Regions from separate parts of the Mus musculus genome. Here all the other regions are linked to region 4. Evidence: chromatin loops called from intact Hi-C (ENCODE). Cell type or tissue: heart. All regions are shown on one strand. Region 1 has its middle 9.9 kb from the start of Gm35187. Region 2 holds the start of Gm40164 (a long non-coding RNA gene). Region 3 holds the start of Ccn1 (cellular communication network factor 1). Region 4 has its middle 29 kb from the start of Ddah1. Region 5 overlaps Znhit6 (zinc finger, HIT type 6).

Region 1 (5,000 bases), 170 kb after region 4:
TAAAATGGTGCCACAAAGGCAGTTCGCTTTTTCCCTAGCCCGGTCTTTTTTTTTTCTTAATTTGAGATAAAGTACATAAATGTAAATGGCCTATTGAAACTTGGCATTTTGAAGTACATATAAATTATAAAATAATTGCATAATTATAGTTGACATTTTTGTGTGTAGAATGTTAAAAATTGTTCATTTATTTCAAGATTTTAAGCCGGGCAGTAGTGGCACACGCCTTTAATCCTAGCACTTGGGAGGCAGAGGCAGGTGAATTTCTGAGTTGGAGGCTAGCCTGGTCTACAAAGTGAGTTCCAGGACAGCCAGGGCTGTACAGAGAATCCCTGTCTTAAAAAACCAAAAAAAAAAAAAAAAGATTTTAAGTATGCAGTGCAGTGCTGTTGACTGTGCTCCTATGTCTGCTGTTAGCTGTGCTCCTCCTATGTCTGCTGTTAGCTGTGCTCCTCCTATGTCTGCTGTTAGCTGTGCTCCTCCTATGTCTGCTGATAGCTGTGCTCCTCCTATGTCTGCTGTTAGCTGTGCTCCTATGTCTGCTGTTAGCTGTGCTCCTATGTCTGCTGTTAGCTGTGCTCCTCCTATGTCTGCTGTTAGCTGTGCTCCTCCTATGTCTGATGTTGGCTGTCACCCTTTGGCTGATGTTAGTTTTGACCCTATGGCTATATATTAAGCCTCTAGAACTCAATCATCACATGTATCTGAACTTTGTACCTCTTAACCCACATCCTCAACTGGTCCATTAACCATTTCTCTTGAAACATAAAGTTATGTACCTCTACATGGACAAAGAAGCTTATTGATTGAAATTTGATAAACCCTAAGAGGCAAGTTCCCCCCAAATACAATCAGAATACTACATGCTAGGTGTTGAAACACCCTGTATCCCAGCAAAGTACAATAACTGCTTATTCTACATGGATTCCACAGAAAAGCTCTGACAGCAAACAAGTTCTATTCCAAGCAAGAGCTCAGCTCTGTAGAAATGTTAGTTTTATTACTTCTGGAAGGAACTTGTGGAACAAACACTGATTCACGCACCCAACAGAGGCTCAAAATTCCAGGACAGGATGTGAACAAAGTCATCTATTTTGTTGACTGGGGACCCAGATGAGTGTGTGAAGTTCCCTAGGACTAATACTAGGAGAGAAACACCAGGCCCCCCCCTCTCTCTCTCGTGTTTTCTTTCAGCCTAAAAAATAATGGGAAGACAGAAGCTGTTACCAGGGCTAGATGGCAATGGGAGCCGAGTGCCATCTCTCCCACTTGTAACCCCAGCACCCAGGAACTGGGGGCAGAAGATCACCATGAGTCCCAGGCCAGCCTGGGCATCACAATTAGAGCCCGTCTCTTAAATAAATTAATTTAAAAGTTAATGATAAACAGGGTAAAACTTTAGAGAGGATTCCAGCAGGAAACAGAATTCACTGACACTTGGAAGAGAGCAGAGCCAACAGCTCATTCAGAGGCCTCAATGCTAAACCTCCATGCAGGGGCTGAGTGAGACGCCGCAAACCCAGCCGTCACAACACTCCTTGGCTCACCGGGGCTAGGATGGCAGATTGTGCCTCTAAGACTAAGACAAGAAGGTGCGTCTGGAACTTGCCAGAGCAGGCCCCAAGCTGAGAAGACACACATCAGTCCCTTTCTTGTTTCGCTCTGATCTGCTGCTGACCCGTTGGCTTGGAGATGCTTCTGATGGGGCCCAGGTGAGGATTCACAAGGTCAGCGTCCCCCAACAAGGAGCTGGCTGAGATACCCAGGAGGGAGCTGGAGAGGTCAGAGTATATCTGCACAGAGCCCGTGGTGAAGAGTTACAGCAGGTCAGAGAGGGGTGGGGGTGGGGTGGCGCAATGCCAGTGCTGTCTCACAGAGCTGGCATTTAAATCCTAATTCCTGGCACATTTCTGAGCTGGAGGCATGTGCTGTGGCCAGGCTCTCCTTCACTCAGTATCAGAAAATTATTGGATCCAAATCAGCCGCAGGCGGCCTCGGAGTGAAAGATCATCACGTCCCAGACCTGCCGGTCCAGGCCCTCTTTAATAGACACTGTGTTGATTCTAAACTTAGACACACCATGTGAGCACTTGGTCCCAAACATCAAGTTGCCATTTTGCAGCTGTTCCCGGGACTTTCTGGTCACACAATGTTGTTTAAAATTCTGACCTTCTGTGTTGACATCTAGCCCTAGATGTTTGCATTTTATTTGGTCATATTGCTCACGGGGATAATAGTTTAAGATCAGTGAGGTTCCTATCGTTGGGGTGTTCATGGACCATGAGCAAGAGTGGTGTGGTGGCAGAGAGACTGTTCCAGCCAGCAACCCTGGGAACGGACAGCATGGACAGCAGGGTAGGTAAGGTGTTCCTTTACCACCCAAGAGTCTACAATTAGGCTCCGGGTGGCTTTCCATTCCACTCTATCACCTCGGACTCACAGTCAGACACACACGGTCTTCATGTAGCAGATGACAATACTGAGGCCTCCACACTCAGTTTGCATTATAAGAATCTGCTTCTGATGGGGAAATGGTGAGAACTGCTTCCAAAGAGGACACCACACTTGAGTCACTCATCGTGGTCATGGATTGGATACAGCATGTGTTCCTTCAGCTCTACAGGGCTTGCCTAGTGTGTTCAGCCCTGGGTTTGACCTTCAGTGAAGAAAGGAGGGGATGGAGGGAAGGAAGAAGAGAGGGAAGAGAGAGGGCAGGAAAGGGAAAAAGGAAGGAAGGAAGAAAGGAAGGGAGGGAGGGAGGAAGGAAGGAAGGAAGGAAGGAAGGAAGGAAGGAAGGAAGGAAGGAAGGAAGGAAGGAAGGAAGGCAGGCAAGCAGGCAGGCTAATTCGGTGAGGTCTGTAGGCAAGTGTGGTATTTGAACCAACACCACACCCTTCCCCCCCCACTCTCAGTTCATGCGACAGAACCCCAGTGCCACATGACAGAGTAAGGAACAGGGCTCTCTTGGGACCTCACAGCTCCCCAGGTGAGGTTTGCCTTCCAGAGGAAGGGCAGGACATGAGTGTCCCTCACGCTGGCCCAGCACATCTGATGCTGAGGGGTGAGTGTGCTCCAAAGATGAGGGTCCACGCAACCCCTTCTGTGGGACGGAGGCTGCTCTTTGAGAGGACGGCTCCTGTAAGAGAACTGACACATCCCTGAGTGACCCTCCCTGCTGGCAAGCTAAAGATCCTTGAGTCTACGGATGGATGCCCTTAGTCCTCAGCAACCAAGCAAAAGTGTCAGAGAAAAATGGACAGTTCTTCCTGGCCCACCCCATCCAGAGAGATGCCTCCGACATGTTGTCTAGCAGGAGAATCAGGAGAGGAAAGAACTGGAGTCTTTTCTACAGAACAATTGAGTTCATTTGCAGTGAAGTGAACAAGACCAAAGCCATCTCTGCCTGCCGATCATATAGTCCCGATCCTCAAAACCCTCAGGGGCTTATGAAAAAGAATCAAAACAAGCCATTGAGCTCAGCATTTCAGGATGCCAAATCAACATTTAAATAAGTCATTGGTATTTCTCTGCATTTAGGATGGACAAACACACTCTTAGGAGAACAATTCCATTTGAAATGAATCGAATATGTAAATCAACTAATAAAGGCAGGAGAAGACAGATTCTGAGAATGGATGAAATTGTTAAAGGAATCAAAGAACAGAACACATGGAAAGACAACTTCTGGAGTTAGAGCAGATGGAGCCATCATGTGGGTGCTGGGAATTGAACCTGGGTCCTCTGGAAGAGCCCAGTGATCTTAACAGCTGAACCATCTCTCCAACCCTGAAAGCTTTAAGTTTTACAGGTTTCTATAGGAGCATCAGGGGCCTGAAACAGCGAAGACATCACTAAAGGTGGTGGTGGGTGGAGTTGGAGGACTCATGTATCCCAGTTTTAAAACTTCAGAAGTAACGAGTCAGTGAAGGATTGCGTAAGGATAGACTACAGATGAACAGGTGACATGAGAACGTGGAAACAAACCCAGGTGCCTACAGTCAGCTTACTTTCAACAGGAGTATAGAGGCTGTGGAACAGGGGAGAGAAGAAAACGTATGCCCGTAAGCAAAGGAGTGAAGCTAGATCCTCCCTCTCACATCGCAGATAAAATTCAACTCAAAACAGATCAGAACTCTAATGTTAGGACTGTAAGGTTCCTGGGAGCGTTGTGGGTGAGCCAGTTAACAGTGCTTTCTTAGCAAGGACTAAAGCCTGGGTTAGAGTCACTGAGCTGCACTAACTAGGCACAGTGATACATTCCTGTAATCCTAGCATCTGGGAGGTAGGAAAATGGGACCAGAAGTCCACGGTTGTGACAGATGTCATAGCAAGTTCAAGGCAAGCATAGCTTACTCGAGACCAGGAATCCAATAATAATAATAATAATAATAATAATAATAATAATAAATATCTTAGAAGAAAACCTACTAGTAAACCCTCACAACCTTGGATTTGTCGTTAAATTCTTATGATACCAAAAATATAAGCAACAAATGGAAAACAAGCTTGGCATGTTAAAACGGAAGGCATTTGTGCTTCAAAGGATACAGATGAGGAAGTGAGGAGAAAATTTACTAAATGAAAGAATTTACAAACTGTGTACCAGAAAAAAGACATTCCTAGAATACAAAAAGAATTCTTTGACTTGATCATAAAAAAAAAAAAACAGTTTGAAAACAGGCAAAAGGTTGAAGAGATACTTCTCCAGAGAATATCTACAAATAAATAACCATTAGTCATTAGTCATGTGGGCAGATGTTTGATGCTACTGGTTATCAAGAATGTCCCAACTAAACTCACAGTGAGAGCCAGAGATGGCTCAGCACTTAAGAGCACTTGTTCTTGCAGAGGACCCAAGTTCAATTCCCACCACCTCTATGGTGACTGAACACCATCTTTAGCTCCAGCTCCAGGGAATCCAGTGCCCTCCTCTAACCTCCCCGGGCACCGGGTACACACGTGGTGCACAGACTTATGCGTCAGCAAAACATTCATGCACA
Region 2 (5,000 bases), 98 kb before region 4:
AGGTGTAGTCCATTATCAAAGCAGGGAGTGTGACAGCAGGGAGCATGACAGCGTGCAGGCAGACATGGTCCTGAAAGAGCCAGCTGAGAGTTCTACATCCAGACCTGCAGACAGCAGGAAGAGAGAGAGTCTGGGCTTAGAATGGGCTTTTTAGAAACCTCAAACTCACCCTCAGTGACACACTTTCCCTAACAAGGCCACACCTCCCAAGCCCTCCTAAGTAGTGCCACTCCCTAATGACCATTCAAATATATGAAGCTATGGGGGCCATGATTATTCAAACAACCACATGATTATGGTTATATTATGATTAATATAGATTTATAAGTACATATACATATATGCATTATATGTTTTTCCATTTTCAAATCAGATGACCCAAGGGAGTCTAGTGGCTTTATACCTTCATTTTTCTGACTTTGTCATCTTGAATATCTGCTAGTATTGTGGAGTTGTTTTAAAAGTATAAATGTCAGATGCTTGGAACACTAGGTGCTTAAGGAACACTAATTATCATTATTTTCATGAAATAGAAAGCAAATTGCTGTATTCTATAATCCCATCCTGTTTATGTCTGTGGAAAGTCTGTGAGTGTGTACACGCCCCGCCCCATACTCTCACACACACATCCATCATGCGTGTGGCAGATGGCTTCTGCATTCCAGACGTTGTGCTGAGGACTGGGTTGCCAGTAGCCTGGAGCTTAGAACAAGCCATGTTCCTGATGGGATGTTCCAATAGAGAGGGCATAGAAAAGCTCTCTGAGTAGGTGCGAATTCTGAGTAGGTTGTAACAGAACACAGAGAGAGCCTGTCACGCAAAGGCACAGGAATTCCAAGTCAGCAGAAACAACAGGAAAGGTCCCCGGGGCTCAGAAAGGACAGGGATACACACAGACAGTTCTAGAAAGACGGGAAAGAAACTGTCTTGGTAGAGGTCTCATTGGGAATGGTGCCCAGAGAAGAGCAGGGGACATGGAGTGGAGAAAAAAAAATTTTTTTAAATACTATTATTGTATTTTATTTATGTATGTATTCTCTCTGTGTCTCTCTCTGTCTCTATCTCTCTGTGTGTCTCTCTCTGTCTTTCTCTGTCTCTCTCTCTCTCCGTGTGTTTGTGTGTGTGTGTGTGTGTGTGGGCACATGCACGCTACAACACAGCTTGCAAGTGTCGGTTCTCTCTTCCCCAGGGATCGAAGTCAGGTCATCAGGCTTGGTGGCAAGCGGCAAGCACCTCTACTCACTAAGCCACCAGGAATTTTACTTTTCACCCCATTTCCTTTTTTCCCCCGTTTGAATTATTTACCATAAGTCTGTATTTATTGTTAGAAAATTCTAGTTAATAAAAAAGAGGGATTTTAATGATTAATAGTAAGGAATCTAATAATGACACATTTCAAGAATCACTGTGTCTCACCTCTCTGGTTACTTTTCATATGATGAGACCAAAGAAGGACATGGGCCCACTGGTCTGACAGTAGGACAGCCTCTGTCTTCTGTCTGTCTATTCAGCTACTATTTAAGCCAGTTTCTTCTGGTCCTCTTCAGCGAAACCCCTGACTTCTCTCATTTACTAGAGCTGTTTTTAGGGCTGGAGAGATGACTCAGCAGGTAAGAACACTGACTGCTCTTCAAAAGGTCCTGAGTTCAAATCCCAGCAACCACATCATGGCTCACAACCATCCATAATGAAATTGGATGCCCTCTTCTGGTGTGTCTGAAGACAGCTACAATGTACTTACATATAATAAATAAATATTTTTTAAAAGGAACTATTTTTAACTTAAAAGACCTTTCAAATTTATGAGATTCCTACTGTTTGGTCACACATGAAGACACACCACAAGCAGGTATCCAGTCTCTCCTTGAGGAATGGGATATGGATAGAGAGAAACCAGTGACTTCAGAGCAACAGATAAGCATTATGCCCACAGCACACCCTGGGACCATGGGCCATATCTGCTGTACACTCCAGTAGCTTTCCTGGACTTTCCTTAACAGGGAAGAATAAACAAATAGCCTGTAAAATCTTCCAGGAGCCAGAACTAGTCTTTGATCTTAGAGGACCCTTAGTGGTTAGGACTGCTTAGGTACAGACCTTTGACTCAAGACAACTGACATTTTCTTTTTCTTTTTCTTTTTTTTTCTCTTTCTTTTTGAGAGAGGGTTTCATGTAGCCCAGGGTAGCCTCAAAATCACTCTGCAGCTGAGGATGACCACCTGAGTGCCAGGATTATAGCCATGTGTTTGCACGGTCCTGGGGACTGAACCGGCAGGGGGTCATGTGTTCTGGCCAAGCACTCTACTGACTGAGCCATGTCTGTGAGCCCCAGTGATGGACAGATCTGGAAACTAGCTCCAAGGACGGTATGGCATGGGTGTGTCTCATGAGCACCTTGTAGGAGCCATGTCTGGAGAGCAGCACGCCCAGTCCTCTGTGCTGGGGTCAGAATGGAGGGGAACACTGTCTCCTCTGTTCTCGACCGACTCATCAACAGGACAAACGAGGGGTTCACGTCGTTCCGCAGTCACTTGTGTGACCCACCCACATGCCACATCTCTCCTGCACAGCCTGTGTTTCTAGGTGTTATGGTGACCGTTTCCAGAAGGGAGAAACACGCCAAATGGAAACGCTGTGTCTGGTCTCAGGCCGTATGCGACCCTCACGTTCATCCTCTGCCCTCCTCCTAAGGGTGGCGTGGCATGGCGTGACTCCCCCTCACCTGGACAGCTGCTAACAGGGCAGGACACGACTTCGAATCCGTCCCATCCCACAGAATCCCGTTCGAGCAGGCTTCCTTGTTCCCGCCTTGTGTTTAGAAGGCTCCTTCTTGGTCCTCAGTGAGTGGCGTGTCAATAAGCAAGTCAGAGATTCCTTCGCTACCTTCCACACCTTTACTCACTTGGTCCTCCTCACAGGCCTCTCCGGCAGACGCTGCAGTCCTTGTGTACGACAAGGAAACCGAGGCAGGGTGCGATATGGCTAGTTTCTGCAGCCCTGCTTCTCTGTGGGAGATCTGTGCTGAGTAGTGTCATTGTCAATGCTGAGGGGCTAACTTGGTGATGGCTCCTGGATCTCTTCGTTTCCTATTCTGCTTTCCCGTCCCCCATTGTCTCCCCACAGACCCCAGCTGGGAAGCATGTGGGCAGATGTTTGAAGAATGACTGAAGGGGAGAGCCGGGGCTTTTATGAACTTCAGACTGTGAACTCTCAAGGAAGAGTGAGTCAGGCGTCCACATTCCTGGCATACCTTCAGGAGGTTCCATGACCTCAGACAATAAGAACCTGAGGCCCAGTGTCCTTGGGAGGCCTCCCACGAGGAAGGCTGACCTGGAGAATTTACCTCTCTGGTACTTCGTCCTGATCCTGAACTCTGCACTGCTCAGGACTCCATCTTGTCAGACCCCCTAGGCCCACCCAGACAGCTTCCTTGTTTCTGTTAAGCTGCCCCCACACACCCCTACCATCCTCCAATACCTGAACTGCCTTTCCCTGGGCCAAGCTCAGTGTGTCCTTTAAGGAGCTGAGGACATATAGCCTCCTCTGGCTCCTCCAGAAGGAAGCAGGGTCCCTGAACGCTAGCTTCCATGGGGCTCTCCTTGGCCATGCCTCTCATTGCCAAACGCTTGCGCTGGGAAGGACTTGATTTTAGTAAGTTGGGCCTACACATGATTTAACTCTTTGAGACCAGCAACAGCTCTGGCATGGAGGAGGGGCAGCCTAGTGCCAGAGATGGAGGTACTGCCCTGCCCCTGAAGTACAAGAACCATTCACCCAGGGCACCATTCTCAGAGTGTAGGTCTGGGTGTGTTAGTGGATTTAAATATGACAGACAAAGCTTTCTCCATGGCTCCTGGCTCTCATCAGCTCTCTCTTTTTCCCCCTCACCAACTTTCACCCTAGGTGAGAGAGACAGACAGACCGAGGGAGAGAGAGAGGGCGAGAGACAGAGAGAGGAGAGACAGATAGACAGAGAGAGAGGGAGAGAGAGAGAGAGAGACAGAGAGGAAGAGAGACAGACAGACAAAGAAAGGAACTTGCCCAAGGTAACAAAGCTAGAAAAGTCTGAGATAGTTGTTACAGTTTTGTTTCGCCATGCCCCACCACTTCACCAAGTCAGAAATATGCCTATTTGGATTTGAATTATTGCAAGTAAATTCTGTGCTCATCTCTCTGTGGTGCCTTCTATTTCCTTTAATTTGAGGTCTGTGTAGGGCACCCTGGACATGCCACCCCACTCTCTGCATCACCTTCACAGTTCACGAAGAGGCTGGGCTGGAGACAAGGCTGAGCTCTGGCTCTGTGACGCCTGCTTAGTCCTACTGTCCTGTGTCAACAGCATAGACATTGCCCCATGACCAATGGAACTCGCCCCAGTCTCTGTTTCCCCAAGTCACAGCTGCCACCCAGGAGTTTCGCCCTCCAGGAAGCAGGAAAGAGTGTGGGTTGGTGCAGGTGCACCTGCCTGCCGTGCAGGCCACTGGGGGAGGTGGATTGGAGTTACCCACTGGATCTGAAATCTGCCTGCACTCTCTGCCCACGGTCCCCATCCCCACCCTTTGCATGCCCGCTGGGGCCCTTTGCCTTATTCTGGCTGACAGGTGAGGGCCGACCGAGGAAGCTTGGTCCTACCTAACCAGAGCTGCCCTGACTCCCCGTGCAGCACCTGGCGGATGCCTTGCAGTAGTTAATGATCTCCCCTGGGCAGAAGAGTCCTTTAATAATTTACCAGGGTAGATAAAGAAAAAAAGCAGCGCTCTCCACCTGGAGTCCAGTTACGCTGGTGACCCAGACTAGGATTGGCTTCAAGTTCAAACTCCCTTTTCAAATGGAAAGCCTGCCCTGTAGCCGTGTGCATAAAGTCTTACTGGAACCTTCTTTTGGATATCTGAATATCCCAGCCCTGTTGTATGATCAACGCTTTAGGGCACCTTCCTTACTGGGCGGCGGGGGTGGGGGTAAGGGGACACCTGTTCTGGAAAATGGAAGAAAGCAAAATG
Region 3 (5,000 bases), 82 kb before region 4:
GTATTTTCTGTATCACTGTATTTATATTTCTGTTGTACTTTCCTGTCCAAATAAAGGGGCATAATTTGCGCTCTACATATCATTGTGGTAACTGAACGTACTTGGCACCATCACTGTAAGTTCATGGAGATCAATGGCCTTTCAAAGATCCACTGTTTTTCTCAGCTACATTGTCCCTCATTTGGGACACTTTGCACAGACACTGTCTTTTTACCCATGCCATGGATCCATACAACATCATTCTGTGGTCTCTGAACAGACAGGAAGAGTCTGTGGGCTCTCTGGACATAAGGCAACAATTCAGGATTCATACTGGGGGTATTGCTTATGGATTCCAAGATCTGTCCATCAGAACTGCCCTCACAAAATCCTCATGCCTTCATCATCTTCCGCATGTTAGCATCACACACTGACCAGCCTAGCTGCAATCCACAACGAGGCCAGGTGGCGCTTAAGTCCCAAATACCATAAAATGCCAGTGCCTTCGGTGAGAAAAACTCACAGTTCTGAAGGTACAATCTGCAGTATTTCAGGCAGGGTACTGTCAAGATTAGAGACTTGTTGACTGTAGATTGTCCTAGCCATTCATCTCGAAAGCTCTAAGACAGATGCCGAGAAAGTGTTTTGTTTTGTTATTTTATTTTATTTTATTCTATTTTAGTTTTTTAGGTCTTTATTAAATCACCATTATTAATTCATCTATCTAGAAAACTCCCTTATACAATCCCAAGAGCTGTCTCCCTCCCCCACTTCTCAAAACACTTTCTCTTATGTCTAAGGATTCAAGTGCAGACTGCAATATCTCACTGTGGATTGAATGGGAGCCAGGACTGCCGGTGAAAGGAAAATTTCTCCTATAAAAGGTTTATTGTCAGCGCTTTCTAAAGATGTAGATTTTTCTAACACAGGCTGCTGGCTTTTTTTCACACACATTAGTGCAGCTGTCTCTACCTCTCCTAGACCACAGTCAGCCCCTTTCTTTTAGAATGCTCAGTGTCTAGCCTTTGACCTCTGGATAGCCCACTCTATCTAAATGCTCCTTCGGCCATCAATATGATGTGTGCTATTAAAGGAAGGGGGTGGGCAGCCCTGGCCCTTTAGCAACTGGAAAGCCCTTGAAATTCCTCACTGGCTTATTAGGATTAACACAAGTCTTTGCTTCAAGCTCATCTATTAACAAACCAGCGACCCAATAGGTCCCAGGAATTTCCCCTCGCTTCTGCTAGTAGCCAATGGTAAAATATTGAAGCAGCTTCTCTAATTTTTAGATACACTTCATCCATGCAGCTGTGGTCAGAGGTTACTAAAAGGTTCCCCACCTCTACTTGCACCACACACAGAATCACCCCGAAGCTAAAATAAGAAACAAGTGCCGCACTTGTTCGGGGTAATGGGGTAACTCTTAGGCTTTCATTTCAATCCTTGTAAAAATAAATCATTGTTTTAGGTTAACAAATTCAATTTCTGCTTCCTTTTTCTGCTTCACAAATGCCCGTGTTCAGTACTTCGCCCTCCAAGCTGACAGCTTATATGCCACCATTGTTCCCTAAAGATTTGCAAGGGCAGCCACTTTCCTAACAGTTCACTGTCACCCAAGTAGGGCACCTAGAGTAGTTCTTGACACATAGTAGGTCCTCAGGGGAAAAAAATCCTGTTGGAATGATTGACAAGAACAGTTGTTCCTGATTGCCTGGATGGGTTCTAAAAATACCAAACAACATACATTCAGATATTAGGTAAATATTTCTTTATTAAATGATTAATTTTATAAATAAATTCTCTTCACTGATATAAAATTAAAATCATTTACAAATTATTCCAGTATTACATTTCCCCTCCCTCCCCAAAAGCTACACTTTGATAAATAAAAAAACATTCAATCTTAAAACACCTGGTTTCTGTTTGCAGTTTTAGAGTGCAGGTAGCTGCCCCAAGGACACTCACAGAGTGTCCCCCCTCCGCTCGGGAAGGAATGAGAGGCGCTTTCATTTACTTCTGTCAAAGGACAAGCAGGGCTTTCACTTGGCCCAACTAATCTTATTTTGTCTCTATTACAATTGTAGAACCAAGAAAGGGGGGGGGGGGTCTGGAGCAAAAAAATACACTTAGCAAATAATTTACAAACAGAAAACAGAACGTCATCCGTAAACATGCTCCAATATGGAGCAATAATGCCCGCTCCAGTACTATGAAGCGAAGTCTTCTCCAACTGCGGCTGCGCTGCTGTCCGTCCACATCAGCCCCTTGGCATTCTCCAACTGCGGCTGCGCTGCTGTCCGTCCACATCAGCCCCTTGGCAGTTTTGAAATACCCTAATGCTACTCAAGAATGAGCAAGGCACCATTCATCCTCCGCCCACCCACGTCTCCATGATGCTTGCGCTTCTCCTCTGTCCAGCCCACACTAGGAACCCTGGAGGCACTTAGTCCCTGAACTTGTGGATGTCATTGAATAGGCTGTACAGTCGGAACGATGCCTCGTTGGGATGCGGGCAGTTGTAGTTACATTTGCAGGACTGGATCATCATGACATTCTTGGAAAACATCTCTCCATCTTCGCATCGGAACCGCATCTTCACAGTTCTGGTCTGCAGAGGTGTGCAGCACCGGCCATCTACGCAGGAGCCGCAGTATTTGGGCCGGTATTTCTTGACACTGGAGCATCCTGCATAAGTAAATCTGACTGGTTCTGGGGATTTCTTGGTCTTGCTGCATTTCTTGCCCTTCTGGAAGAAAGAACAAAAGAAAGCCAAGAATGAGGATTGTTGTTTTTTTGTTTTTGTTTGTTTGTTTGTTTGGAGGTATGCTTTTAACCACTGTACATAGTGTTGGGCTTCATAAAGACAATTTCTTTTCAGATATATCATGGACTTTTCTTTTTTTCTTTTTTGAACAGAGGCTCATATCCCACCCACCTGTGGGGTCATCACGGTCAAGCCCTGAAAGAAACTTACTTTTAGGCTGCTGTACACTGGTTGTCCACAAGGACGCACTTCACAGATCCGGGTCTCTTTCACCAGGCGGCACTCTGGGTTGTCATTGGTAACTCGTGTGGAGATGCCAGTTCCGCAGCTCTTGGAGCACTGGGACCAAGACGTGGTCTGAACGATGCATTTCTGGCCATGGGCGTGCAGAGGGTTGAAAAGAACTCGCGGTTCGGTGCCAAAGACTAGAAAGATAAAGGAAATGGAAGGCTTCTTAGATGCTTGCATACACACACTGGTTTCTACAAAGTTGCAGACCAAGAAAGCATTTCTGCACAGTGTCTTAAGGACTCTATATCCACTTACCAGGAAGCCTCTTCAGTGAGCTGCCTTTTCCAATTGCGATTAACTCATTGTTTCTCGTTAACTCCACCTCCGAGGCATCGAGTCCGAGGAGGTCATCCTGGTCGTCCAGGGAGTCCTTAATGCTGTCTTCATCACAAACCCACTCTTCACAGCACTGCCCGCTGACTTTCACCAGCCGGGGGTTGGGACAGCCCAGATTGGGGAGAGACAGTTCTTGGGGACACAGAGGAATGCAGCCCACGGCGCCATCAATACATGTGCACTGGTGTTTACAGTTGGGCTGGAAGCTTTCCCCGTTTTGGTAGATTCTGGAGTTATATTCACAGGGTCTGCCTTCTGACTGAGCTGCAAAGACGACCAAAAGAGAGAGAGGAGAAGGTTAAGATTCGCCGCCACAGGCTGAAACTCATACATATTTTCCGCTGTTCAATTCAATGTATGGTAAAGTTCCCTACAGTTCCCCCGAGACTCCAGAGCTGAACAATAAGTTAGTCAGGAATCACTTTTCCGTATGCGCTTTTCGTTGGGCCCAGACACTCTGAATTGCATTCCAGACTGCTGAAATCATGTGCCTTTCTGCCAAGCTACCATCAACAAAGCGTCCACCATACATGGTCTCAAAATTACTAAACTTCTGGACTATGGGGACTATTATTTTTTTTAAAGGGGCCAAACCACAAGCCTCTTACCTCTGCAGATCCCTTTCAGAGCGGTGGAGCTGGCGCCGAAATTGCATTCCAACCCCTTGGTGTGGTCGCAGGGCTGAGTTTTGCTGCAGTCCTCGTTGAGTTGTTTAGCGCAGACCTTACAGCAGCCGCAGCCGTCCCGGACCAACCCGACTCCCGGGGCGCACTTGGGTGCCTCCAGAGGGCAGTGGCAGGCGGCGGGGCAGGTGGAGAGCGCCTGCAAGAGGGAGAAGCGCGTGAGATTGCTTTGCATTGCTCGGGGAGGCACGTAAACTGCCCTGAGCCTAGGTCTGGCTGTGGGGCTCCGTCCACCAGAAGTGTCTCGATCGCGTCCCGGCAGCCTGACCACCCCAGCGGCTGCGTCCCAGGAAGAGGCCCCCTGGGCATAAAGCAACAGCTACCTCCGAACTTTTCAGTCTAACTTTCCCTGCGGTGAAAGATCATGGCCCGGGGAAAGGAATCGATGAGGGCAGACCGGGAAGCAGTGGTTAAAAAAAAAAATCCAACTCACCAGTCTGGTCAAGTGGAGAAGGGTGACGGCGACAGCGAGCGTCCTGAAGGTGCTGGAGCTCATTGTGGCGCGCAGGAGGAACCGGGGCGAGCGCGGCGACACAGAACCAACAAGCCGGCGAGCAGCGGGATCAAATGCGCCCGGAGTGCGGTGAGGCGAGGGCCGAGGCGGCGGGTGTCCTTCTCTCGAGGTGCTGGCGGAGGAGGCGCAGAGATTGCAGGCGCTTCTCTGGGGCGCTCTCGCTCACGGTCTGCCCCAGCGCCGGGAGCCCGCCCTTTATAATGCCTGCCTAGGCGCCGCGTGTTGCAGTGACGTAGCTCTGTCGGCGCGTTCTAGAATTCTCAAACATCTCAGGAATGTTGGTTGGCGCGGGCTGCTGCCAAGCACCTCCCCTGGCTCCGTTGCACCTTTTCCCCCCTCTTCTCAGATCCATCAGAGAGAAAAAAAAGTTCGTTTTTTTCCACTTTAAATAACAACTTCCTTTGGGGAGGGCGGGATGCTTGGGGCGCGAGGG
Region 4 (5,000 bases):
GGGCCTGTAGTATTGAATTAATCCACACGAAATTGCTGTCTGTATAAAGAGTCTGATTTGGCTCAACTGAAGAGGAAACCCAGCAGCCTTGGTTCCAGGGGTGAGAATTCTTTTAATTAGTTCTGTGTCATTAGGAGTCCATTGAAGACTATCTAAATTAACACACATCATTTAGAACTTGGAACCTGGAACCTGAAAGGTGAGATTTGTTTTTTTTATTCTTGCTCTTGGTGTTTTTGCTCAGTGTCCGTGTTCCCTGAACCTTAAGGAAGAATGGAGAGTGTATACAGAACCCTGGGCAAAGGCAAACAAATACAAATAGAAATATTACTTATTCGATTGCAGGTTAGAACTATCTTCAGTTCCCCGTGACAATAATTTAAACTTGCAGCTGTTCCTTTATGAATTTTTATGAGTTTTCTCTCTTTCTTTTTTTTTTCCTGCTGAGAAGACAATTCCACTACAGGAATATATTAACACGACGGCTTCCCCTCCCCTTTCCTCCAAATTTTTCAGTTATAATTCCATCTGTACTAAAAGCCAGTTCGGGCAGCCTTGGCCCAGACTTTTCTGCAGGAAAATCAAACCTCAGCTTCAAAATATAAACCAAAGGGCTGTTTTTTCCACCCAGGTCTTCTACAATTAGTTTCAGGTAAGTTACCATTAAAGTACTGTTCCTTAGAGCTAAAGGCAGAAACCCATCTACTTAATCATATTAATCAAAACATCTGCAGTCAAATATTCTCCTGTGTTAGTGTTCCTGGGTAGATTTAAATAACATTGACAGAAAACACTTATTTTCTCTCATTTTCAAATGTCAAGCAGGTTTTCAGAATCTGGTGTTCAGCACAGTTTGGGAGGCAGGAGTGGGGGGCGGATGGGGGAACCAATGATACACAATCCAGCTAAGGATGGTGTTTTCCTTTCTTCTTTAAGCCAAGAGCAATTACTTTTCATTTCGGGATTAAGACCTGCGGGGGTTGTGGCTGGTTGTTGGGGCTCCCAGTTGCAGCATGCCTCCTTGGTCCCTCGCCAGCCACAGCACTTGGCTGTGCAGGTAGCAGCTGGCGCTGGGAGTGCCTCTCCAGCCTACATTCCTTGGCCGTGAATCTCAAAGTCCTGTTTATCTGATGAAGACCTCTGGGTAGTGGATTGCTCATGACAGTGTCACACAGATCTTAGTGAGTGACATGGAAAGATACCGAATAGTTTTTCCTCTTAGAATGCCAACCAATCCTGAATTCCCCATCTCCTCCACTCGAGCTGATTGCCACAAAGGCCTGGGACTAAGAGCCAATGAGACTTTTCTTATGCCCACCAAAGTACAGCAGGACACATACAGGTCCTCTCTGTGAGCCTGTCACCGCAGTCTGTTCGGATTTTTAAAAATTACATCTGCGCCTTCAGTGAGCCTTACTCTGCATTGATAAGCCATTTCCACTGCACAGCAGTCTCTTGGAGTACCCTGGAAATTGGTTCCAGGACTTCCCTCCCACCAGAGGGTATAAGATTTGACATTTCTCAAGTCCCTGGTGTAAGACGGTGCACGTTTGCAGTAACCCTCCACCTTCCTGTAAGTTTCCATTGACTTTTATAACTACTACACTCAATAGGATGCAACATTATACACATATTATTATGTGCTCTTCAGAGAATTTTGACAAGAAAAAACTCTGTACATTTTCAACATTTCCCTTGAATTAAAAAAATTACTATCATGTGCACACGACATGCTTGTGGGGGCACACGCCACAGTATGAGTATAAGTATATAAGCGTTTTGCCTTCAGGTATGTCTGCTGTGGGCCACGTGTGTGCCTGGGGCCCATGGAGATGGTGGATACCCTGGAACTGAAGCTACAAACAAGTGGGAGGTGGAGAGTGAACCCAGGTCTTTAGCAAGAACAGCAAATGCTATTAACTGCTGAGCCATCTCTCTAGCTTCCCCACATCCAGTTTTACTTATTTTTTTAAAATCAAGCACGACTTAAGGGTCTGTGCTTGTATTTACAAACACCACCAGCAGCTTTAGCACACAAAAAGCCACTCTTCCCTAGGTTGTCAAGAGTTAGCATGGATGACTTTGTAGCTCCCACCCCATCCACCCCTTCATAGACCAACTTATTCATTCTTTGGGAGAGATGACCCAGAGAACTACAAAGACAAATGCAGATGAGGTGGGTGTGTGACTGAAGAACAGGAAGTCCGCTGTTACTGTGAGTAACCCAGAGTATTTGCCACAACTTGTCCAGAAGACGGTAGCTCTGTCTACAACAGGACTCCTCTCCTTTCTCTGGCTGCCCTCTGCTGGCACTGCTAGCCAGTGAGATAGTGACCCAAGCTGGGCATGTGGGAAGATGACTTGCTGCTTTGATGGACAGCTGGTTGAATCGCTTCAATTTGTGGGTCTACTGCATGGATCATCTGAACTTCCCTTTGCTGGGCCTTCGCCTGGGCAGCATTGACCTCCCAAGAGGCCTGGGCTGTTCTAGGAGCAGACATCAGTCTGCTCATCTGTGTGAGATGGACCAAATGGCCTTGTGTTTCCTCTTTGTCTTTTGCTTCTTTCATCTCCAGAGCCATCCCACGATGGCCAGCAGCTGAGCCAGGTCCTTCCCCTGCCAATCACAAATACCCTTCCCTGTTCACCAGTCCCTGGGAGCCTTCACCCACTCCATCAGTGAAAGGTATTTACAAGGGTCTGGGAAGCCTGACAATCTGCTAATGCAATGCTGGAGATAGCCCGAAAGAAACTCTAGGCTGGTTTCCTGTTTCCAAGGACAGCAGGATGTGTCAGCTGCTGGAGCAGCCGATGCCCTTGGAGAGGAGAGAAACTAGAGAGTGTGACCAGTCGGTGACCTCACCCTCCTGCTGTCCCAGGGGTGTGGACAGGTTTCTGCTCCTGGTGGCTAAATGTCAGTAAAAGGGGATGAAAAATGTGATTGTTTTCCTTTAAGAAATATTAAAAGGAGAGTGGTGTCTGGGAAGTAGAACCATTAGTGGAATCTATTCCAGTATTATGGTTAATTAATTTAGGGGGCTTTAATGCTATTTCATTATGCAGCCTTTGAGAGCTTTCTGGTAAATGCCTATCCCATAAATACTAACATGACTTCATATGTATAATTTCCCTTCAGAAGAGTGAGGGTGAATTATGACCTAGGAACTAATTTGCACACAGCTCTACCCAGACAATACAAAGATGCCTCTTGATGAACACCGTTCACTGCGTTTGGAAGCTCGGGAAAACACTCGGACAGGCCATCTACATTTTAAGGCCACGGTTGTCAGTCTGGTTGCGTCCCAAAGCAAAACACTTGGCCACCAGTTTCACCTTGCTAGGAACTAAAGAGCTGCCTTCTGTACTTTATGCTGATATTAAATAGTAAGCATTGAACTGTTGGAAGAAACAGCTCCGTGCACAGATAAATCGTTCCTCTAAGATGGCTGTGTTTCAGTGCATTATGTTCAGTCCTATTTATCCATGCCTCACATTTAATCAGCCAATTTTCTATTTATGAAATACGTATATAGGTTCCTTAGCTCTGCTCAGGTACAATACAGTCCAAGCACCAGCCCACACGTTCAAAGTCCCCGCCTTATGAACAGCCTCTTTTGGAATGTCAGAATTTTTAAAAGAAAATATTTGGATTTCATCATTTAGAAGGTGTGCTGTATTTGTTCAATATTATAGCAGTCTGTGATGTTATTGAAAAATATTTGTTTTGCCAGTTTGACAGCTTTCTAACAGAGCTCTTGGGTTTAGTTTTGTTTATAGTTCTGTGCTTCAATAGCTGGCTTGGGATTAAGTGGATGTCTGTGTTTTTGTCGAGAGTTTATTAATTGGTTGCCTCTGAAAAATATTTTAAGCGGAAAGTCATTCCCAAACAGCAGCGGTAGGAAGCAGCATTGCTGAGCTAACTGTAAGCCGTGTTCTCTGGTCATTCTCTCAGTGGACATACATTTAACACACGCTGGCTGACACTGACTTAGCCACAGGTGACGGGGCGCAGAGGTCTCCTCCAGAGCACATGTTGGAAGTCAGTTGTCCCTGGAACAGTATGGAAAGGCAGGGCCATCAAGAGATGATTCTGTTATTGGAGCAGAGCCGTCACAAATCGATCGAATGACAGTGCCTTCAAAGGGAAGGCTTAGTTACAGTAAGAGGAGATTCCTAACCAAGAGAGTGACTTGGCCCAGTTTCTAGATCCCCCTGGAGTATGCTTGCTTAGGAAGCAGCATGAAGCTCCCCCATGACTTCCCCAGCCAAGACAGCACCATGCTCTTGGGTTTCCCAGCCTCCTGCAGTGTTTTGCAATAGCAACAGAAAATGAATCGAGATGATAGAAACTGTAAACGTGGCCCCTGTCACCACAATAGATCTAGAGACTTAGAAATACATGTTACACTTGATGTCTTTAGAAGACTGCTTTAGGGTTCCCTGGGATGCCCAGCTCCTTGGATGCCCTTGTACCCTCTGTGAAAATGATGCAGGATTTGCATGTTATCTCTACACACCCTCCCGTGTGCTTCAAATAATCTCTGGGTCACTTGAGACACCTACTGTGATGCAAGTGCTATGGAAATGCATGCTTAAGTGTTTTGTCTGGGCAATAACGAGAAAAAAAGCATATGCGTGTTCAATATTGACACAAGCTTTAAAAATAATTTCAGTCTGCCCTTGGTTGATTCCAAGGAAGGGGGACCTACTGCTATAGTGTATTATTTCAGAACATTTGATTCATCTTTATATTGACATAGTCATAAAATACTGTCTTTAATATTATAACGGATGGACGGCTTATGAAGGCACAAGTTCAGGAACCTCTGAACACACACACACACACACACACACCCCAAATAAAAATAATAAGAGTTGTGAAAACTGGGCAGTAGCGGCACACACCGTTATTCCTAGCTCTGGGGAGGCAGAAGCAGGCAGATTTCTGTAAGTTTGAGGCCAGTGTGGTCCACAGAGAGTTCTAGGACAGCCAGGGTTAC
Region 5 (5,000 bases), 150 kb before region 4:
AATGGTTTTAAGGCAATTTTTAAATATTCTTATCCTTATATATGTATTTCTCCCATTGCTTGGCTATGTTTTCATGGAAAAATTCATCTTTATAACTACTGCCGTTACTAAAACCAAAGTCTGATGACTTACAAAATTACATTCCATTATTTTTGTAATTTTCTTACTTAGCTGGTGATTGCTAACCCTTTTCCGTGGACTTATGACTTGACTTTCCAACTTGGCATTACAACTCTTAGATTCCTATCCGCTTAACTAGAAAACTTGATCCCCCACCCACCCACCCCCCCATCCTCTGGGTGATCTTGTGTCTTCTTTAACTCAGTAGAAGGCTTGGTTGAGCTACTTTGAGATTGTCCAGTTACCTCCTTGAGCTTAATTACTAACTCAGAGGGAGTAACATATGTTAGAAACAGGTGTCAGTATATCCCATTTTGTACCTTCTTTGTATACTATTATCTGAATATGAATTGTAAAGCATTCTGAAATTAACTTTTATTTGGTTTTGTTGTTAGCTGTTCTTTATGAAGAATCGTGCCCGAAAGCAAGGCATTTACTTGAGGCTTCTACCCAATGGATTTAGCAAGAGAAAAGAGAATTCAACAGTTTTTGACCATAGGTAGGTGTCTCACTTTTACTGTATGTATAGCTGTCATAATTTGATAAGGGACAACCTATAAGGTTTGGTTTGCTTTAGAACATTGTAAACAAACGTCAGATCTGTAAACTGTTCCTGGATGACAACAGAAACTGATAATTGCATGTCCTGTGACTGGTGTGAATGTCCAAGAACTTGTATGTTGTCCTTGGAGAAGCTTCTCAAATGTTAATGTACATAACAAACCAGTAAATATCCTTGTGATTTCATCTCAGTGAGTTGGAATGTGATAACATGTATTTCTGACAGTGCCTCAACAATATTTGTGGCTGGGCTGGAATTTGATAGTGTGCATTTCTAATGGTGCCCAGAAACGTTCATGGCTGAGAATCCTACTTGGAGGAATCCTACTTTTTGAGTGTCGTGAAGTTTTCTTTGAGACCTAGAACATCATGGAAGTATTTGGGGAGCTTAACTTCAGATCTCGGAAGGGTGGTAAAAGCTAGTTTCCTTGGACTAACTCGTTCCTCCTCCTCCTCACTCAGCACTTTGTACCTTGGTGCAAGGTTAACACCCCTATAGACTTACTGCCTCTGTTTTGTAGGCAGGTCTCACTGTACTGTCCAGACTGGTCTCAGAGTTCTGACTCAGGCACCTCCCACCTCTGACCTCCGCAGGCCTCACTGCAGTGTCTGTGGCCTCTTATGGACTTTGGTCAGTTGTTTTAGAGGGACCTTGTTCTCCCGTTGTTCTCCATCTCTTTTCTTCTTTCTCTCCTTCTCCTGACTCCTCTTCTGCAGTGTTCCCTGAGCAGAGGGATTTGATGCACATACCTTGCTTAGAGAGGTTCCAAGCATGCATGCTCAGGCTTTCTCTCAGGCACTCACCTACCCTCCCTCCCTTCTTCCCTTCCTTCCCTCCCTCTCTGTGTTTTGTCTGGCTGTGAATCTCTGTATCTGACCCCATCTGCTGCAGAAAGAAGCCTCTCTGACTATAGCTGACTAAGACACCAGTACTCAGTACTCAGTACTCAGCCTGTGTGATTAGCTCTACTCTCAACCTGTATTCTTGTATGGCCTAAGGACCAGTTCCCCAGAAGGGCCCAGGCTTCACCTTCCTCTGCCCCACCCAGTTCTAGACAACCCCTAAGCCCTGTACTTATGGTCAGTAAGTACTTATTGTTCTTGTACCTCCTACTTAGAACTGTGAGTCCTAAACTTCTTAATCCATCTTTTGGACTTGGGGTTTGGTTTGGTTTGGTTTTTTGCTTTCTACAGATGTATATATCATCTTTATAGAACTTATAGATCATAGAGACATGCCCGTTGTCAAAATGTGAATTAGTATTTAAGTGTTCCGGTTCTGTTTTAGAAGTTAGCCACTAGGTGTCCCTCTTGTAAAGACTTAACAAACATTTTACAAATTTAAAAACATTTTATTCCTTAGATACAATTATAGCTTTCTTGTTATATCGTGTAACATGCCCATCTACTTGTTGGTTAACATAATTGCAATGATTTCCTTAAATAGTTGTGGCAATGCATTTCTTTAAACACAGGATTGTTTTTAACATGGTATCTATGTAAGTGTAGGTTTGTACATTCCTATAGCTTCGCTTTAGAAAGGAGCAAGGATAAGTGAAACGGTGAGTCTTGCAGTTGTGGAGAACAGGTGGGCTTTACAGTGAGATTCAGAGGGCAATATACTACAGACTCAAAGTTGTGCTGAAATGTTGAATTCTGCTATTCCTTTTCCATGTGGCTTTTAGATGTTACAGAGGAATTTCAGAGTGACTGTGGGGCCTTCTAAAAACACTGGGAAGAAGTAGAAGCCTGATTGTTCCCCTGCCCGGCCTCTCCTGACTGTGTCCATGACAGCAGGCAAGGGAGCTCTGTGACACTGCTTCCTAGGGCATACATTCCCGCAGTGCTGCTCAAAGACTGTCTCTGGAAAACCTAACACTGGTCATGTTCAGTCGTCATGCTTTACCATGATGGCCACCTACTCAGAATATTACAGCTTCTTGCCCACTGTGGTCAGGGCCTCGGGTGGTTACTTTGGCTGTTGGCAGGATTGCTGGTAGTTTAAATCTGTAATCTCATCACCTAGCCTGTGTCTGAAAGTCTGAAATGTTTTGTTCTTCCGTGGCTAGAAGTTAACATCTGCTTTTTTTTTTTCCAATTTTTTATTAGGTATTTTCTTCATTTACATTTCAAATGCTGTCCCTGAAGTCCCCTATACCCTGCCTGCCCCCTGCTCCCCTACCCACTCACTCCCACTTCTTGGCCCTGGCGTTCCCCTGTACTGGGGCATATAAAGTTTGCAAGTCCAAAGGGCCTCTCTTTCCAGTGATGGCCGACTAGGCCATCTTTTGATACATATGCAGCTAAAGTCAAGAGCTCCGGGGTACTGGTTAGTTCATAATGTTGTTCCACCTATAGGGTTGCAGATCCCTTTAGCTCCTTGGGTGCTTTCTCTAGCTCCTCCATTGGGAGCCTTGTGATCCATTCAATAGCTGACTGTGAGCATCCACTTCTGTGTTTGCTAGGCCCCGGCATAGTCTCACAAGAGAGAGCTATATCTGGGTCCTTCCAGCAAAATCTTGCTTGTGTATGCAATGATGTTAGCGTTTGAAGGCTGATTATGGGATGGATTCCTGGGTATGGCAGTCTCTAGATGGTTCATCCTTTTGTCTCAGCTCCAAACTTTGTCTCTGTAACTCCTTCCATGGGTGTTTTGTTCCCAATTCTAAGAAGGGGCAAAGTGTCCACACTTTGGTCTTCGTTCTTCTTCAGTTTCATGTGTTTTGCAAATTGTATCTTGAGTATTCTAGGTTTCTGGGCTAATACCCACTTACCAGTGAGTACATATCATGTGAGTTCTTTTGTGACTGGGTTACCTCACTCAGGATGATACCCTCCAGATCCGTCCATTTGCCTAGGAATTTCATAAATTCATTCTTTTTAATAGCTGACCAGTACTGCATTGTGTAAATGAACCACATTTTCTGTATCCATTCCTCTGTTGAGGGACATCTGGGTTCTTTCCAGCTTTCAATCACTCTGCAACCTGAATTGCTACCTTTTTAAGCAGAGCAGAGACTATGTCAGGTATTTCTCATGAATAATGGGAGATGCCTTGTGTGTTTGCTAGTTAAAGAAGATCACTACATAGGTCATAGATACTCTTTGCTTGTTTCATGCTCACCATGGTAAGGCCTGATGTTGAGGGAGGGGAGTTTTCTTGGCAGGCCACTTCTCTATGCCTGCTGCCTGGGTATCAAGGAGGATCTATATAGTGATGGGACTGTTTGCCATGTTTAGGGGATTCAGCTCAGAGCACCTTCCAGAACTAACTGTGGGCGGTTCTGAAGCTCAGAATTAGGCTTGATGAACAGAGCTGTTACTTCATGGACCTTAGGGTATCCTTATTTTTAAAAAGCACCAGATGAGTTTGAAATCTGCCTCTGGTTGAAAACTACTGGCCTATGTACCTACTAGCTCCTGCCCAACTTCTCAGCAGCCTCTGCACAGTTGAGTACTACTGATTGGAGTGGTGACATACAGGGCGCAGTAGATGCACAAGTCTCACTGCCTGGGAGCACAGAAGAAAACCAAGAAGAGCAGTGTGCATCATGACCACATCCCTGACAAGGGGCAGGTGAGGGATCTATGGCACAGCTCATCTCATCAGGTAGATCAGATAGAGAAAGACAGGGGCCTAGAAGTGGGGCCAGACTGTAATGCTCAAGGCTGGTAACCCCAGCATCCCGTTCTTCCAGCTGTACCCACCTCTTAAGGTGCCATAGCCTCCCCAGGCTGGACCACCGGCTAGAGAGCATCTTATTTATTTCATATTCTGACCTCATCAAGGTCCAAGACTCATTTAAAAGGAAGGGGAACAGGTTTGTACTCTGCTGGTATGATAGCAGCTCCAAAGGCCTAGGGACTTTAAGACAGTGGAGGTAGTTTGTGTGTCTAGAGGGCAGGGTAGTGAGTCCTGGTGGGCTGCGGACAAGCCTGCCGTGCTACACCAGGGATGAGTCATGGTGGGCTGCGGACAAGCCTGCCATGCTACACCGGGGAGTTTATTGAGGTAAACCCCTTGGACAGGCGATCTGTAGTCTGCCCCTCCTGATTTCCTGCTGATTCCTAGGGTGTCTCCCTCTTTGGCGTCCCCTCACTATCTGTGCACATGTACACACAGCTCATCTGCTCTCCATCCTGTCTCTCGTGCCTGAGTTCCTGTAGTACTCATTTTCTCCACAGTTAACATGAAACAGATGTCGGCATTTAATACCACTTTTTGGTATGCATATATCTGCTCATCTTCCTGTCTGTCATGGTGTCCCCATAGGGGCGTGTGAGTATTTTGAAAGGTATATTTGGTGTGTGTGGAACCT

What was found. A loop is a pair of places that touch in the nucleus more often than their neighbours do. Peaks named below come from ENCODE experiments on the same cell type or tissue, not always from the same donor. Only the 100,000 strongest peaks of a DNase experiment are listed, where the experiment ranks them.
Region 1: a loop joins it to region 4, with 4 times the contacts of the local background. A loop is called at or near these places in 8 of 42 quality-filtered maps.
Region 2: it touches region 4 in a loop (2.1-fold over the local background); 8 of 42 quality-filtered maps call a loop at or near these places.
Region 3: it touches region 4 in a loop (6-fold over the local background); 8 of 42 quality-filtered maps call a loop at or near these places.
Region 5: a loop joins it to region 4, with 4 times the contacts of the local background. A loop is called at or near these places in 10 of 42 quality-filtered maps.

The regions. Positions count from the first base shown.
Region 1 is chr3:145,898,116-145,903,115 of GRCm38, forward strand. No RefSeq gene overlaps it. Among named protein-coding and RNA genes, the nearest start is that of Gm35187, 9.9 kb to the left of the region's middle. In heart, no CTCF peak of the experiment used is centred here; a DNase peak (open chromatin) is centred at 1,986; H3K27ac peaks cover 2,312 bases.
Region 2 is chr3:145,629,831-145,634,830 of GRCm38, forward strand. It overlaps Gm40164 (a long non-coding RNA gene), which reads right to left and starts at 3,143. Exons shown (of 2, transcript XR_867694.3): 1 at 2,723-3,143; 2 at 1-104. In heart, no CTCF peak of the experiment used is centred here; no DNase peak of the experiment used is centred here; H3K27ac peaks cover 1,781 bases.
Region 3 is chr3:145,645,244-145,650,243 of GRCm38, forward strand. It overlaps Ccn1 (cellular communication network factor 1), which reads right to left and starts at 4,742. Exons shown (of 5, transcript NM_010516.2): 1 at 4,487-4,742; 2 at 3,979-4,192; 3 at 3,290-3,634; 4 at 2,954-3,168; 5 at 1,728-2,725. The coding sequence starts at 4,549. The coding sequence ends at 2,423. Gm17501 (a long non-coding RNA gene) reads left to right here and starts at 4,834. Exons shown (of 3, transcript XR_003954574.1): 1 at 4,834-5,000. In heart, CTCF peaks have their summits at 2,980 and 4,160 (motif pointing right); DNase peaks (open chromatin) are centred at 2,298, 3,048, 4,078 and 4,798; H3K4me3 peaks cover 2,661 bases; H3K27ac peaks cover 2,027 bases.
Region 4 is chr3:145,727,471-145,732,470 of GRCm38, forward strand. No RefSeq gene overlaps it. Among named protein-coding and RNA genes, the nearest start is that of Ddah1, 29 kb to the right of the region's middle. In heart, a CTCF peak has its summit at 2,307 (motif pointing left); a DNase peak (open chromatin) is centred at 2,311; H3K27ac peaks cover 1,164 bases.
Region 5 is chr3:145,582,014-145,587,013 of GRCm38, forward strand. It overlaps Znhit6 (zinc finger, HIT type 6), which reads left to right. Exons shown (of 10, transcript NM_001081094.1): 5 at 516-619. Among named protein-coding and RNA genes, the nearest start is that of Znhit6, 8.3 kb to the left of the region's middle. In heart, a CTCF peak has its summit at 1,989 (motif pointing right); no DNase peak of the experiment used is centred here.